Linked DNA regions of Homo sapiens: region 2 is linked to region 1. Evidence: chromatin loops called from intact Hi-C (ENCODE). Cell type or tissue: MCF 10A. All regions are shown on one strand. Each heading gives the region's core, and the rest is flanking DNA. Links, peaks and the distances in the headings are about the cores only.

What was found. Hi-C counts contacts between places; a loop is a spot of excess contacts. Peaks named below come from ENCODE experiments on the same cell type or tissue, not always from the same donor. Only the 100,000 strongest peaks of a DNase experiment are listed, where the experiment ranks them.
Region 2: a loop joins it to region 1, with 9 times the contacts of the local background. A loop is called at or near these places in 5 of 110 quality-filtered maps.

The regions. Positions count from the first base shown.
Region 1 is chr4:175,534,126-175,539,868 of GRCh38, reverse strand. No RefSeq gene overlaps it. Among named protein-coding and RNA genes, the nearest start is that of GPM6A-DT, 250 kb to the left of the region's middle. In MCF 10A, for the core only: a CTCF peak has its summit at 2,825 (motif pointing right); a DNase peak (open chromatin) is centred at 2,828.
Region 2 is chr4:175,416,408-175,422,150 of GRCh38, reverse strand. No RefSeq gene overlaps it. Among named protein-coding and RNA genes, the nearest start is that of GPM6A-DT, 370 kb to the left of the region's middle. In MCF 10A, for the core only: no CTCF peak of the experiment used is centred there; a DNase peak (open chromatin) is centred at 2,570.

The sequences.
Region 1 (5,743 bases), core at 282-5,281:
TTACTGAAATTGATAGGAACTTCGTTAACCAGATTCAGTCTTTATTGAATCCTTATTTTGTTTTGATTGAACTGGATTAGTAAGAGAAAGAGAGATGGTCCAAATCAAACAGAAACCAAGGGTTCATTTCAAAATACCATTTCTAGAGCTGTGTATAAATACCAATTTATTTACTTAACCTTTGGCATTTATGTCTATCCTCCTATTACATAACTGGCGTGCACCATTGTAAATGTGATGCTGTTTAAGAGTTTTTCCATTTAAATTGGAAATTTAAAGTCAAGTCTTCAGGGAACATTTGAGTGTTTCAAGCACTGATGACTTTTATTGCAGCTTTATCTTTGCCCAGTCTTTGAAAATTTTTTTCTCTATTCTATTTAGTATAAACAAGATCCACTTTGTGTCAGCACTCTGGAGATACAGATGAGTTAATGTAATTTTTCTACTTTAAGGTAAATGAAGTTAGAATTGTCTACTTTACTGTGAAAAATTCCAGTTTATCCATTTTCAAGCTCCTCTAAACCATCTAATCCCATTAATTAGAGTACTAAATCCTACATTCTTATGCTCAAGAATTTTGGAAAACATTTTAAACCTTTTTATTTTTAGTTTAACACTTTCCACCCCCACCCCCCACACCCCAACTGCTCAGTTAATCCTAAATTCCCCAGGCTCCACAGAGTAAATACAGTAATTTGTGGGATTTGTGGCTCTTTCAAATATCAGGTGAATTAAAAATATATATTTAAAAATCAAGCAAATTAAGTGAAAGTTCCTTAGAGGATATTTTGAGCACTTGATGACATGCCTTGGAGCCATGAAAGATATTGTGGTAGGGCAAAACGACTTCGAATGTAATATTCAGTTTTATTTTTCTCAGACTCAGCATTTCATTTGTTAAATGATCGTGATATCTGGAGAATCAAAACATGGTTGTTCCCTAGAAGCCCAAGACTTCCAAGTGGAATATAGGAACTGGTTCCTTTTAAATGCCCTCTTTGTTCCCCTCAACAAACAATTTATAAGCAATAGGATGGTGGTCTTCTGGCCAAAGCTTTACCAGAAAGCTCACTGAATCCTGGAATTCTTGAAAAATACATGTATTGCTTAAATACATTTAAGCCTCTAGAAGTTTATGGATGCTGAGTAGCTTGTCTGAGGTCTCCTGTTTGCACCATGACTGGCATCCATCTCTGAACTGTCTCCAAGCTGGGAAACCAATGGTGTTTCCCTCTCCTTTTGAATCAGGATAGCAGCCTTTAGAAAATTGCCCGCGTTTGAATCCTAGAACTGCCACTTACTAGCTCTGCAACCCTGGGTGAGATACTTAATCAATGACGCAGTTGTCCCACCTATAAAATGGGGATAGTATCTACCACATACATACAGGCTTTTGAAGTGAAATTGTAGTTAAATCATGTAAAGCACTCAGAACACTGCGTTTTATGCAGTAAGTTTTCCATAGGTGCTAGCTATAATTACTCATTTCATCCTTTATTATTTTAATTTGTTTTCCTAACCAGCTGGCTCCACCAAGGATTTGAGGTAGTTTACAATAAAGTCATAGATCTAATGGACAAAGAGAAAAATTCAAAACTAAAAGGATGAGGAGATGTTTTTTCTCAGGGAATGGTTCTGAGAAGCATTCATATGATTTTGATCAGAAGCAGTATCATAAGACAAGTGGATCTCGACAAACATGGGAAAATCTACATGACTCTCACTTATCCCCAGCTACTTCTAGATACAAAATATAATGACTAGTTTTCAAAACGTCCTATTTATTTTAACACTTCCTGTGAGAAAATGATGGCTTTTAATAGGTCTCCTAAATAATGATTTGGCATATAAAAATGCCTTAAATCCAGACTGAGAAATTAATGAGGTCATGAAAAAACAGTGTCTTTCTCTTTAGTCTTTTAGTATTTTGAGTAAATATGATGGGACCTTCGGTATTTATGACAGACGACACAACTGTTTGAAGAAAAGTTAATGATTATGGGCACGGTGGCTCATGCCTGTAATCTTAGCACTTTGGTAGGCCATGGTGAGCGGATCACTTGAGGTCAGGAGTTTGAGACCAACCTGGCCAACATGGTGAAACCCCGTCTCTACTAAAAAACAAACAAACAAGAAAACAAAACAAAACAAAAACTAGCCAGGTGTGGTGGCACATGCCTGTAGTTCCAGCTACTTGGGAGGCCAAGGCAGGAGAGTTGCTTGAACCTGGGAGGCAGAGATTGCAGTTAGCCAAGATCATGCCACTGTACTCCAGCCTGGGTGACAAATCAAGAGTCCAACTCAAAAAAAAAAGAAAAAAAAGATTACATTTTTCCCTTTTGCTGTATGTTTTTGAGTCTTGATCAAAGGACTATGACTTAGAAATTATTTTTTTTGGGTGCTTCAGGTACGAGCATTGTGATAATGGTTTCTATTAGCTGAATCATAAAGCTGTAGGAAGTACTCGGGTTGTCAGTTTATCCAATTTACCAATATACATTTATACTAAATAATGGATACATTACTAGAAACTAAAATGCTCATTTGTAATTTGTTGTTACGATTTTATTTTAGATGGTTAGTTTTGAATCACATTAAATGTTACTTTTATAGGAAAAAGAAACCAGAGCTATTGAAATCAATTTTATTTTTAAATCTAATTTCATTAGCATACAAACTGAATATGTATGTTCAATTTTATTATATATTTATAATTCTTTTATCTAATGCTGTGTATTCATCTAGAAAGGCTACAACTTCGTATCAAGCCTCGGAAACTCAAAATTGTCAAAAATGGAAGAAGGTTTTTAGCCACAAGGTGTCGTTGTTTGTCTTTTCTTTAGTGAGGTAACTGTGGCAACTTAGGTTCTCTAAAGGCTTATTGAATTAGGAAGCAGAATTTCTTTTACGGACAATAACTTAGGTTGTTGTCTTAACTCCTCTCATTCCATATATGATACAATTTCCAAAATTGTTTGCCAATTCTGTGTTTAATGAGCACAAGAGTCTAAAATAATACATGTTCTATGATGAGCTGCTTTATGGTTTAAAGTTTTTAAAATTTGAGATTTTTTTCCTCAGACATTTAATAAAATGATTTAATATGAATTAAACATAACTTCATAAAAAAACCAAATTGGTTTGATTTATTAAAATCAAACAGGGACTTCGTTAACCAGATTCATTTCTTTTTGAATCTTTATTTTGATGAAATTGTAAAGAAAAAAATTATAACAAATCAAATGGCATCAAGGTTTCACTTCAAAATGCCATTTCTAGAGATTTGTATAAACATATTTTCTCCTCAACCTTTGGCATTTATCTCTAGACCTTGTAGTACATAGCTGGTTCTCAGTATTGCAAACAGGGAGCTCCTCAGTTAGAAAGAGTATCTTAATAATTATGGCTACACAAAAGTTAATCAAAACATTTATACTCATAAAAAATTCCACAATGTCCTAGATTATTTCTTAATGTCTGATATTTTGGTTATCTGAGGAAATTTCAATGTAGATATATTGACCCAACCTTGATGTAAAGTAAAATAAGAAGTATTGGAGGTTTTGTTAAAATTCTAAAATCAGCTTATTTTCCATTAACAAAAAAGAGAACATCAATATCCAAGTATATTTATATAAATTGTAATATAATGGAAAAAATTTTAATAGCATATTTCCCAAGTACTGGACTTGTTAAATATGTCCAAACCAGCTACTTCTAAACTATATTACATAGAAAAATCATGTTATGGGTTGAACTGTGTCCCGCTAAATTTTATATGTTGAAGTGCTTACCACTAGTACCTCAGAAAGTGACCTTATTTAGAAATAGGGCTGTTATAGTTTGAAGTCAGGTAGCGTGATGACTCCAGCTTTGTTCTTTTGGCTTAGGATTGACTTGGCGATGCAGGCTCTTTTTGGGTTCCATATGAACTTTAAAGTAGTTTTTTCCAATTCTGTGAAGAAAGTCATTGGTAGCTTGATGGGGATGGCATTGAATCTATAAATTACCTTGGGCAGTATGGCCATTTTCATGATATTGATTCTTCCTACCCATGAACATGGAATGTTCTTCCATTTGTTTGTATCCTCTTTTATTTCCTTGAGCAGTGGTTTGTAGTTCTCCTTGAAGAGGTCCTTCACATCCCTTGTAAATTGGATTCCTAGGTATTTTATTCTCTTTGTAGCAGTTGTGAATGGGAGTTCACTCATGATTTGGCTCGCTGTTTGTCTGTTATTGGTGTATAAGAATGCTTGTGATTTTTGTACATTAATTTTGTATCCTGAGACTTTGCTGAATTTGCTTATCAGCTTAAGGAGATTTTGGGCTGAGACAATGGGATTTTCTAGATATACAATCATGTCATCTGCAAACAGGGACAATTTGACTTCCTCTTTTCCTAATTGAATACCCTTTATTTCCTTCTCCTGCCTGATTGCCCTGGCCAGAACTTCCAACACTACGTTGAATAGGAGTGGTGAGAGAGGGCATCCCTGTCTTGTGCCAGTTTTCAAAGGGAATGCTTCCAGTTTTTGCCCATTCAGTATGATATTGGCTGTGGGTTTGTCATAGATAGCTCTTATTATTTTGAGATACGTCCCATCAATACCTAATTTATTGAGAGTTTTTAGCATGAAGCGTTGTTGAATTTTGTCAAAGGCCTTTTCTGCATCTATTGAGATAATCATGTGGTTTTTGTCTTTGGTTCTGTTTATATGCTGGATTACATTTATTGATTTGCGTATATTGAACCAGCCTTGCATCCCAGGGATGAAGCCCACTTGATCATGGTGGATAAGCTTTTTGATATGTTGCTGGATTCGGTTTGCCAGTATTTTATTGAGGATTTTTGCATTAATGTTCATCAAGCATATTGGTCTAAAATTCTCTTTTTTGGTTGTGTCTCTGCCCAGCTTTGGTATCAGGATGATGCTGGCCTCATACAATGAGTTAGGGAGGATTCCCTCTTTTTCTATTGATTGGAATAGTTTCAGAAGGAATGGTACCAGTTCTTCCTTGTACCTCTGGTAGAATTCAGCTGTGAATCCATCTGGTCCTGGACTCTTTTTGGTTGGTAAGCTATTGATTATTGCCACAATTTCAGAGCCTGTTATTGGTCTATTCAGAGATTCAACTTCTTCCTGGTTTAGTCTTGGTTTAGTTAGTGTCGAGGAATTTATCCATTTCTTCTAGATTTTCTAGTTTATTTGTGTAGAGGTGTTTGCATTCTCTGAGGGTAGTTTGTATTTCTGTGGGATCGGTGGTGATATCCCCTTTATCATTTTTTATTGCATCTATTTGATACTTCTGTGTTTTCTTCTTTATTAGTCTTGCTAGCGGTCTATCAATTTTGTTGATCCTTTCAAAAAACCAGCTCCTGGATTCATTAATTTTTTGAAGGGTTTTTTGTGTCTCTATTTCCTTCAGTTCTGCTCTGATTTTAGTTATTTCTTGCCTTCTGCTAGCTTTTGAATGTGTTTGCTCTTGCTTTTCTAGTTCTTTTAATTGTGATGTTAGGGTGTCAATTTTGGATCTTTCCTGCTTTCTCTTGTGGGCATTTAGTGCTATAAATTTCCCTCTACACACTGCTTTGAATGTGTCCTAGAGATTCTGGTATGTTGTGTCTTTGTTCTCATTGGTTTCAAAGAACATCTTTATTTCTGCCTTCATTTCGTTATGTACCCAGTAGTTATTCAGGAGCAGGTTGTTCAGCTTCCGTGCTATTGAGCGGTTTTGAGTGAGT
Region 2 (5,743 bases), core at 503-5,502, 120 kb after region 1:
TGAAATGAGAAAATCCTGATGACCAAAAAAAAAAAAAAAAAAGCTTAAAATGAGTACAGTTTTGCCAATGGATAGTTGTGAAAGTGAGGAAGGCGAATTTCATACTCTTGACTGGATAAGAGTTGGAGATTGTCATCAGGTGCTATATGCGTGGAAAGAGTGAGTCTTTAAAGAAAACTAAGCTACCTCTGTATTGCAAAGGAAATGTCTCTGAGTTAGTGCTAGGGAAAAGGTACGTGGGGTCGTAGGGTCTCCCAAGATGCTAGAACGAGTGCAATTTCTCTGATTTGTCACTCCTGTGGGCAAGACCTTGCCTTGCCACTTTACATAATTCTTTTTTTCATGTCTCCTACGGGCACATAATTTTACCTGATGGAGCTGCTTCCAGAAGGGGAGCAGCTGAGGAGAGCTGAGTGCAGTGCAGGGAATTCACGGCTAGCCAGGCTTTTCTGAGTCATTGAACATCATCCTATAAACAAACATCTGACTGCTGAAGCTCAAAGTCCATTTGCACTTTTATTTCATGAATTTCATTCATGTCATTTATTTGCATTTATTCTTTTTCTAGGTGAGAATGGTTTTTGAATTTGATGTATTGGTTCCAGAGACTAACTCTAAAAGTACCATCAAAGTAATACATGTTTGATTTTTACCAATTAAAAAGCCATCTTTGTTTTTCAGTTCTCCAAGATTTTGAACATAGTGAGAATTGATATACCTTGGCAATGTTAGTTGCCTTTGCATGTCAGTAGTAAAAAGTGAATTTTGGAATACAAAGTCATAGAGAGCAGTTGGAAAGGAAGAGAAAAATAACTATTTTTGTAACTATTTTTGCACTGCCACCTCAATTCAATATGATATTTACTGAATTTCAGTAAATATCTAAAACTAAAATTCAACAGAATTTATACTTACAAGTAAATATATATTTTAAAAAAATTAATGAGTCTGGCATATGTCTTTCCTTTCTCTAGCTGAATCTTTATTTTTCATACTAAAGGCCCAGGTAAATTCAGGAATCATTGATAAATTAATTATGCAACCATAAAGAATTAAATTAGAATTAACATATGCATCTTCCTAATGTCTTTTTTTGGGGGGAGGTTAACTTCTATTTTAAGTTCATGGGTCCAAGTGCAGGTTTGTTACATAGGTAAACTTGTGTCATGAGGGTTTGTTGTACAGATTATTTCATCATCCAGGTATTAAGCCTAGTATCCATAGTCTAGATCCTTTCACCTTTCACCCTCCAAAGGGCCCCGGTGTGTGTTGTTCCCCTCTATGTGTCCATGTGTTCTCATCGTTTAGCTCCCACTTAAAAGTGAAATCATATGGTATTTGGTTTTCTGTTCCTGTGTTAGTTAGCTAAGAATAATGGCTTCCAGCTCCATCTATGTTCCTGCAAAGGACATGATCCTCTTCTTTTATATGGCTGCATAATATTCTGTGGTGTATGTGTACCACATTTTCTTTATCCAGTCTATCATTGATGGGCATTTAGGTTGATTCCATGTCTCTGCTATTGTGAATAGTGCTGCAATGAACATATGTGTGCATGCCTCTTTATAACAGAATGATTTATATTCCTTTGGGTGTATACCTGGTAACGGGATTGCCGGGTCGAATAGTATTGCTGCCTTTAGGTCTTTGAGGAATCATGACACTGTCTTCCACAATGGCTGAACTGATTTACACTCCCACCAACAGTGCATGTTTCTCATCTCTACCAATGTGCACTGATTTAGTACTAGATGTTTTCCATTTAGTAGAGGCGGCAAAAAGCATAGAAGAAGGGTGTGTTTTAGGATGTAGAAATATCAAAAGCTACTTAGATTTAATATCTGTGGGCTGAAACATGGTTAAAATGACAGTTTATCATTCATATGTAATGTCTTTTTGAAAAAAATCTCCACCATAAGGATAAATGTGATCAAGTATTTATTGTGTCAAGGAGGGTAATGTAGATACAAGCTTTCTATTTGTTTGCCAGAATCTTTTTAACCACTAAGAATTGTGATATGGAGATTGCAAATAGCAAAAGCTAATTTTCTGCATTCCTTCAAGTAATGTTCTTTTATTTTATTGTTTTGTCAAAGTCAGTGAATAGATATAGTTGTCACTTTTGCATAATGGTAGATGGTATTTCTGAACTTGCTACTGCTATCCTTATAACCCTAGCAACCGAAAACAAAAGTTATAATATTTTAGCTTCTTGTATGCTGTTGAAAAATAAATATGACAGACACATAGTATTAAAAAAATGACCCACATAAGAGGACTCGTTTAGGGTCCAGAATTCTTTTTGCCTCAAAGACAAATCTGAGCAAATAACACAGCAGGTAGATCTTGCTCTAGGAATAATTATTTCTAAAAACAAAAAAGAAATACTAATCAGTGGGCTGTGGGTGGGGATGGAAATAGCATTAAAATGCTCTACATTCTTCAGAAGTTACAAACTGCCTTCGATGCTGGAAAGCACACATAGTTACATCCCATTTCATCAGATCCATTTGTATTACTCAAGATTTTCTCACAGACACACTCAGAATAATGTTTGTCCAAATGTTTGGGCACTCTGTGACTCAGTCAGGCTGACACAGAAAATTGACCATGTAAGGAGGAAAAAAAAAATGTTCTCTGTAGCAAACTGTGTTGGAATTGTCAAGGACAAAAGGGATTCATGTTTCCCACCCCTACAACAGTAGCTTCACATCCCACTCTGACTCCCATCCCACCAATTTAAACTGCTTGTGAGAGGGGCAAATCACAGTTGCATCCCATGACATACAGAGCTTAAGCATTACTCCCTTACACAAGGGTTTGCTGATGTGTTAAATTCAGGTTAGGCATGACGTACATGATTCTGATGTAGTCATTCTGTATGTTACTATGTCCACAATCACAGCAATTATTACAATTGCCTGCTACTTATCTGTGTTTTCCTTAGATGGCAAATATTAGGGGTGGTGACAAGGTCTGTATTTTCATTATGATATACCCAGTGCCTGGTGTTTAATAAGAAATGTTCAATAAGGTTGGAACAAAGGAAGGAAAACATAGATAGGTTGATCCAGAAATGAAAATGAATGTTAACAATGGCAAAAGAGCTAAGCATATGGGAATATTTAAAAATTGGTCAGAAAAATATAGTATCATTGGCTTGAGATTGGTGAATACCAAAGAGTAAGACATTATTATAATAGAGGTATATATTTTGGGAAACACAGGGAAGGAAGGATAAAATGAAAACAGTTCTTTATGAGCTGAATTTTATGGAATACTTTTAAACCTCTTTGATCTGTTCTCAAAACTAACAGACTTAATTGAATTTTGTGAACTCCTGTTGGCCTTTTGGTCTTCAAGTTTTTTCTTGATTATTGCCTCATTGTTGAATGAAGATGAACCTCCTGTCGAGGGGTTACTTTTATAATGTAGGGTATTAGAGGGGTCAGGCTTGGGTCAGAAAGATTGGTAATTGCAAAAGTATGGGCTGCTGGATTAGAAGGGATGATTATTAGAGTCGATCATTTTGAGGCGTTGGGGAAATTTTACATGCAGTTTCTAACCTCAAAATTCTTTTTAAAAATGTTTTATTATATATTGGACTATTATAGTTGTATATATTTGTACAATACAATGTGAGATCATAATCTTTAATACAATGTGGAATAATTAGATCAAGCTAATTAACCTATTCATCACCTCAAATATTTAATTTTTTTATGTTGAGAACATTTGAAATTTACTTTCATAGTGATACTGAAATGTACAGTACTCAGTTATTAGCTATATCCACCATACCATGCTAAAGATCTTTAAAAAAAAAAACCCCAAACATTTATTCTATTTAACCAATGCTTTGTACTTTGATTATTGTCTCCCCATTACCCCAAACTTCTAGCCTCTGTAACCACCATTCTACTATTTCTGCCTCGATGAGATCCCTTGTTTTGGATTCCACAGCTAAGTGAGGTCATGTGGTGGTTGTCTTTCTAAGCCTGGCTTTTATTAATTAACACAGTGCCCTCTGAGTTTATCCATATTTTTGCCAATGACAGGATCTCCTTTATTTTTTTAAGGTGAAATAGTATTTCATTGTGTATATATATTACACTTGCTTTATCCTTTCATGTTAATGAACACTTAGGGTCAATTCCATAACTTGGTTATTGTGAACAGTGCTACAATAAATATGAGCTTGTACACATCTCCTCCAGGTACTGATTTCAAATATTTCAGGTAAATAGAAACATAATGGCTAAATCATGTGGTAATGCTATTTTTAGAATTTGAGTAACCTTTATAGAATTTTCCATAATGGCTATAATAATTTACATTCCCACCAACAGAGTACAAGGGTTCTCTTTACTCCATATCTTCACCAGCTTTTATCTTTTGTCTTTTTGATAATGCAGTTCTAACAGATGGGAATTGATCTCATTGTGGTTTTATTTGAATCTCTCTAGTGATTAGTGATATCGAGTATTTTTTCATGTATCTGTTAGCCATTTTATATGTCTTCTTCTGAGAAATGTTTATTCAGGTCCCTCGCCCATTTCTTAATCAAATTATTTGTTTTCTTGTGATAGATTTGTTTTGAGTTCTTTGTATATTTTGGACATCAATTCTGTATCAGATGTATGGCTTACAAATATTTTTTCCAAATCTACATGATGTCTTTTCACTCTGTTGTTTCATTGTTGTACAGAAGCTTTTTATTTTAATGTATTTTGTCTATTTTTGCTTTTGCTGCTTGTACTCCTGGTGTCAAATCTTAAAAATTATTGTAATAGCCAATGTTGTATATATATTCTCCTATATTTTCTTCTAATAGTTTTATAGTTTAGGCTTTATGTTTAAGTCTTTAATCCATTTTGAGTTGATTTTTGTCTATGGTGTGAGATAAGGGTTCGATTTCATTCTTTTGTATATAGATATCCAGTTTTTCCAACACCATTTATTGAAGAGACTGCCTTTTTACCATTATAAATTTGTGGCACCTTTGCTAAAAATCAATTGACCATAGTTACGTGAATCTATTTCTGTGCTCTATTCTGTTCCATTGATTGATAGCTCTATTTGTATACATGTACCTTGCTGTATTAATTACCATCACTTTGTAGTATAGTTTGAAATCGGGTAGTGTGATGACTGTAGCTTTGTTCATTCTACCTATGATTATCTTGGCTGTTTGATGTTTCTTGTAGTTCTAAATACAAAATATTAATTTTGTATTCAGATTTTAAAATATGAAAATATGAATTATAAGATTGTTTTTTCTATATCTATAAAAAACAACATTGGGATTTTGATAGCAATTTTGTCAAATCTGTAGATCACTTTAGGTTACAAGGACATTTAACAATATTAATTGGGCCAGGCACAGTGGCTCACACCAATAATTCCAGCACTTTGGGAGGCCAAGGTGGCAGGATTGCTTGAGGCCAGGAGTTCAAGACCAACCTGAGCAACATAGCAAGATACCATTTCTACCAAATTAAAAATAAATTAGCTGGGTCTAGTGGCACACAGCTATTGTCCTACATACTCAGAAAGCTGAGGCAGGAGAATCACTTGAGCCCAGGAATTTGAGGTTACAGTGAGCTATGATTATGTCACTGCACTGCAGCCCAGGTGACAGACCAAAAAAGCAAGACTTTGTCTTAAAAACGAAAAAGAAAAAGAAAAACAACAACAAAAAACCACATTAATTACATTAATTTGTACAACCCACGAACACAAG